2 separate regions of the Mus musculus genome follow, and region 2 is linked to region 1. Evidence: chromatin loops called from intact Hi-C (ENCODE). Cell type or tissue: left cerebral cortex. All regions are shown on one strand. Links, peaks and the distances in the headings refer to the core of each region. The heading gives the core; the rest is flanking DNA.

What was found. Peaks named below come from ENCODE experiments on the same cell type or tissue, not always from the same donor. Only the 100,000 strongest peaks of a DNase experiment are listed, where the experiment ranks them.
Region 2: a loop joins it to region 1, with 2.6 times the contacts of the local background. A loop is called at or near these places in 2 of 42 quality-filtered maps.

Annotation. Positions count from the first base shown.
Region 1 is chr17:64,330,456-64,333,369 of GRCm38, forward strand. Pja2 (praja ring finger ubiquitin ligase 2) reads right to left here and starts at 1,428. Exons shown (of 10, transcript NM_001025309.1): 1 at 1,341-1,428. In left cerebral cortex, for the core only: a CTCF peak has its summit at 1,580; DNase peaks (open chromatin) are centred at 257, 965 and 1,708; H3K4me3 peaks cover 2,190 bases; H3K27ac peaks cover 2,158 bases.
Region 2 is chr17:64,135,184-64,138,097 of GRCm38, forward strand. Fer (fer (fms/fps related) protein kinase) reads left to right here. Exons shown (of 19, transcript NM_001037997.3): 18 at 2,527-2,649. Among named protein-coding and RNA genes, the nearest start is that of Gm46590, 3.2 kb to the left of the region's middle. In left cerebral cortex, for the core only: no CTCF peak of the experiment used is centred there; a DNase peak (open chromatin) is centred at 1,262; H3K27ac peaks cover 36 bases.

The DNA.
Region 1 (2,914 bases), core at 227-2,726:
AATCAATACGTGAGTTAGTTACCTTTAGTATAAAGCATAACTTTCAACTGCAAGCACTGAAACGGCTTTCAGTAGGAATACTTAATTAAAGTCCATCAAATTAAAGAAATAGGATGTACCCTTAGATAGAAAAAGTATTAGGGAGGCCTACATAAAACGGGAGTCTATGTCCAAGATATATAATTAGAAGAAGCAAGCTTTACACAAATGTGCTCAGCATAGCCCTCACCCCCATCCCTGAAGGAGACAACTCTGCATGTGTGTGTATCTTTCAAGATGCGTTTGTGAAAGCACTTGGAAAGATGACCACCAAACCGAAATACTGGTGGGGCACTGAAGGATGAAAATAGTCACATATTAGTATTTATTTAATACTTCTCTCTTTATACTGCTGAATTTTACACGGAGGGTGCATGTCTGTAATAGAAGAATAAAATTATTTCATATAAAAAGACATGAAATCCAGAAGACAATCACAAACATGTTACGTTTATTTCTGTTATTTTTTTACGTTCCTGTATACACTCATCAAATGACCTGTTAAGTCTTCAGCAATGACTGCCATCTTAAAAGAAATAATAGCAAATATTTCGTGATAAAAATAGAGTAAGGCCTCTTTAAAAAAAAAAAAAAGAATCGTATACTTGACAGAATGAGGATCGTCAAAGCAGTTGTCTATGTAGACATACAATTTTTTTTTTTGTTTTATTTTATTCAACTTGGTCTGGGCAGCTTTCAACTCACCATTTTTAATGTGCGCAAAAAATGATAAACCTGGAGGCATCTTGGGGTGGGGGTGGAGGTGCGGGTGGGGGCGGGGAGGGGAGCCCTGAAGGTGCCTCTGACAGGCGTGCTGGGGCCTAACGCTGACCAAGAAGACGGTAGGCCACTGGCACTGCCTGACAGGGTGCCTGGGCCTCGGTGACAATCGGGGAGGACGCAAATCCGGGAGGCAGGGATGGAAGGCGTGCCGTGCCGGGCCGGGCAGGGGCCCCGCAGGCCTAGTGCGCCACGGTCCTCCGCGGCGGGCCTGAGGGTGGGCGGCACTGGCGGGCCGCGAGGGGCAAGGCGCCGGGTCCTTGACCAGGGCACCAAGGACAGCAGACAGCCGGCGGGAGCGAGCGGGCGGCGGGCGCGGCGGCTCGGGCTAGAGCGCGGCCCCGGGCGGGATGGCCGGAGGCCTCTCAGTCGCCAACCCCACCCACCATGGCCGGCCACGGCTCGGTCCGTTCCTCGGAGACCCCCGAAGCCGAGGCGCCTGGGCAGCGGCTCCCTCACCCAGATCCGCTCTGACAGAATCAGCCAGAATGGAGAGAGAAAAAAATAAAAATTGCCCTCACCGAGATGTGCAGCGGCTCCAGAGCGAGAACAGCGCTCGATCCTCCACCCGCCACCACCGCCTTCTTCTCCGCCTCCGACTCCTCCCCCGCCGAACGCGCAGCGGCTGCAGCGGCGGCGGCGGCGGCGGCGGCGGAAGCAGAGGTGGTGACGGCGGCGGCGGCGGCGGCGCGTCCCGCCCCTTGCGCTGCGAAGGAGGCGGAGGAAGGGAGCGCTTTAGCCCCGCCCCCTGAGGGCGCAGCCAATAGACTTCACGGCCCTCTGCAGGGGGAAAAGCACGCATCCAATCGCAGTCCTAGAAGTAGGCCTACGTCATGGTTGGACGTGGCAGAAAAAGGGAAAATAACTGGGGCTGTCTCTCTGCCTGGCGCCTGCAAGCTCTCTCCCAGGCCCTTCGCGGATTGGCCGAGGAGAGTGGAGACGCGCTTGGCTCCGCCCCCTCTCTGGCCCTGCGCCCGCCCCTGCAGCACTGCGACGTTTGGGCGGGGGCGGGGCGCCGAGGCCCGATCCACTGTCAGGCCTTTTGTGGTTTGGCTGGGAGAAAAGGGCGGGGTCTCCCGAAGGGAAGGGGGTGTGGAGAGCTGAGCGCAGGACTGGCGCAGTTACACTTCTCCCTCCATTCCCGCATGCCCCCCAGCAAAATGGAGGTGCAGAATTCGGTTCCCAAGGCTGTGAGAAGTTACCCAGTATTTGCAATTTGAAGTACAAGAAAAGAAAATCCGAAACCAGTTGCAATTCTGATAGCAGCGAGGGAAAGAAACGTACGAAGAGCTTGTTTGCTGTGGTTCTCTGTGGTGCGTGGTACCCGCCCACCACTGGTCAGACCCTCGCCCTGCTCTCTGATTCTGTTTGTATAAAGCAGCTATAGGTGAGATGTAGATTTGGCCTGACCAGAGTTTAGCAGCTGACAGCTAAGTTATATCGGGTGTCAGGCTCGGAGTTATCAGCTCTCGTCTCATGCAACCAAAATAAATACAACAGCTGGAGTCCCTGGACACCTTGCTTAATTTAAACCCAGTCACAGTTTAAGTTCGTTATGTCAGTGATGCACATGTCCCCTTTTCTCATCCTGAAGCCTGCCTGCTTCTCTGATTACAGCCTAGCTCTCTTCTCTTAACTCCCCGCCCCCACCCCCAGCTTCATCACCCAGAGCTCAAAAGCCCAGGATATATTTATCACGTGGCCTCCCTACCCACACAGATTAAGAGCCCCACTTCTTGTGATGTCCTTTAGCTGTAAAATCTGCCAGTGAACTGAAACTACTTTTTCTACCATCGATGTAAAGAAATGATTCGACATTTCCCATAAAAACACGAGAAATTGCTAGACATTTTGTGAAACCAAGTTTAATTCCCAGAATACCCCAGTAGCATATATTTTACCCGCCCCCCAAATTACTCTTTTACATGTCTCCAAGTCCTTGCTCTCTTGAAAGAGAATGTATATTTTAACTAATTTTCCTTTAGAGTCTTGAAGATTGGTTCAGTTGAACACACTAACAGGTTGGCAGGTGCAGGACTTCTCAAATCTCAATCATTTCCATACCATGTCTGGGTATACTAGAATGAACTACAAT
Region 2 (2,914 bases), core at 140-2,639, 200 kb before region 1:
GTGTAAGGTGTGACTGTCGATCTTAGGGTGTATCAAACTCAAGGGAGAAGGAGGTTATTTCTGGTTTATGTTTCCAGAGGGACATGGTCTGTCCTGGCAGGGAAGACATGGCAGCAGGGGACTGGCTCGTCACATTGCATCAGGAAACAGTGCTGGAGCATAAGGCATAAGCACTTGCCCCCAATGACTTGCTTCCTCCAGCAAGGCTTCCTGGCCTTCCCAGACACCATCGCCCCTTAGGGACCAATTGACCACACACACATGAGCCTGTAGGGGACATCTCACATTCAATCCTCAGCTCTCCCCAGTAATTAAACAATAGGACACTCAGACAACATAGCTTGTATCTCTTCCACTCCCAGTCTAGCTTTCAACAAAAGTACAGGGTTTATAAAGAAACGGGTAGTCTATTGATCTTCAACTAAGAAATAAAGTCATTTATCTGTCCATTACTGAAAAGGTTTTCCAGCAGGGAGTGAGATAAGGGGTCTTCCCTAGGGAAGAGCACACCAGTAGGTGGCCCCTAAACATGCACACAAGTAACAGGGTACGGACTGAAGAGGCTACATTTAGAAATATATATGTATACACATGCTTGCAGTGAGAGTCAGAAGGGGAACATGGGAGGGTTTGGGTGGAGTAAAGAGAGAAATTATGTAATTATAGTCTCAAAAATTATTTAACAAGTTAACCATTGGCCACCTGCTTGTTTGGAGATCAGAGTGGAGCCCACAACATAACTAAGCAGACGTTCCTCTCAGTTAACTGGTGTGATGTAACTACTGAGACCCTGGAATGAGAGGGATTCAGGACTTTCTGCTTCCATGTTGTTGGCTACCTGGCCTGGGCAAGACGGCTCCTCCTCTATGCATATGTAAATTTAGAGCCTTCTCTCCAGCCCACTGAGTACCATGAGGGTCAGACGTTGAAGCAGCAGCACAGTGCCCTCAGCTTACTCTGCAGTGGTGACATTAGCCAGGTGCAAAGGTCAGGCAGGTGGCATAGCCCACGTGGGATCTGTTTACAAAGTGCCTTTCTTGATCTCCTCCGGACAGTACTTTACCAGATAAAATGTAAGTCTACATAACTTAAGTTCTTCCCAAAATTAGCCTTAACCTTTAGCCACCAAATGAGTTTCATGAAAAGACCTGATGTGTAGAGAAGAAAAGTAATTTTCCTAAGCCAGCAGCACTGGCAATGTCCGTAATTACCTCCTAGCTCAGCCGGAAGCTGATTTCCACAGCTGCGGTGGATAATGAGTGTGTGCTGCAGGCTGAGGACTGCACCCCAGCACAGGCAGACTCTCGGCCATTTTACTCTCTTCCAGAATGGAAGAGGCCATTCTGTTTTAGAGGAACATGACCATTTTCTAGGAGTGTCATTTACAAATCCTGGGGTAGCAGATGGATAGGAAATGCTATGGTTCAAGAGACCTTCATGCTATGTGTGGTGACATATGCCTGTAACCCAGCACTGGAGAGGCAGAGGTAGGAGGGTCTGGAGATAAAGGCCAATCTATATCATATACACATAGACCTGTGTGTGTGTGTGTGTGTGTGTGTGTGTGTGTTTCACTTCAAAAACAAAATGCCATCAACATTACTGCAGGTGGGGTTTAGTTGTGACAGTGTGTATGTGCCATGTGTTAGACTGGGAGGGACGTTTCTGCTGCTTCTCCCTGATTTCCTATCCATCCCCACAAGGCTTCCTGGGTAGGATTTTATCTCTGTGCTTCTGCTGAAAGCGACCAAAAACATTCCTAAGAGTTCAGCTTATGTAGCTCAATAAAACAGGTGCACCAAGATATTTTGACAAAACAAGACACCATGTAATTTGAAGAACTTGTTTTTATCAGCCAGCTATGTTAATTTCCAGTCTATTCAGACCACATGGAGAAATGTATTTTCTGCAAATGAAACTATCGGTAGAGAAAATGAGACCTTTAAGCATGTAAAACTATCTACAAACAGTGATGAGTAAAACATTGAAGTTAAGAAACTTTCCTTAATGCTTTAAGTTTGTTATTTTACTGGAAAGAAAATGACACAGACAGAAGACCAAACTGTAGGAATCTGACTTATTTAATCTCCTAGGCATTGATATGTGCAAGTGTGTGTGTTTTTGTGTATATATGTATATGTATATATACATATATGTGTATATACATATATGTGTGTATAAATGTGTATATATACACATATGTGTGTCTGTACACACACACCATCCTCATCCACATATCACAGGGGACATAAGCCTGCATGCTGGCTGAATTCTTGTTCTTGGGGAAGGGAAGACATTTTGTAGCTCATTTAGTTGAACTAGCCTCCTGAAGACTTCACTTGATTGTTACCATTACTAGCCCTGGCATTAAGGCGAGTACTGAGAACCGAGAACGGGATGTTGCTGTGGTGTCCTATGGAAGCCTGACTGTGCTGTGTGGAGGCTGACGAGCTGACACGCGTAGCCAGAGCCACTGTCTTCTCATCCCATTCACTCACCGGGTTATCATTATCTCCTCCCTTTCAGGGAGATACAGTTCTGAAAGTGACGTGTGGAGCTTCGGCATCCTCCTCTGGGAGACCTTCAGCCTAGGAGTCTGCCCGTACCCTGGAATGACAAACCAGCAAGCGCGAGAGCAAGTGGAGAGAGGTGAGCCAAGGCCTTAGTGCTTCACGTCGGAGTCCACCAGGCCAGTGGTGCCCGCACACTGGCTTTGGGAGAAGAATCACAGTGCTGTTTAAGACACAGTAAGGAGGAAAGATGTTAGAGAAGTCTGTTTTGGAATACTATGGATGCTACGGCTCCTACAGAACAGAAGCAAACATTTGCAAGCCTGTCTGACCTGTGGCCCTTAGGTAGCTTCCAGCTAAGCATAGCTGTGAACATGGCAACACAACTGTAAATGTATTTGAAG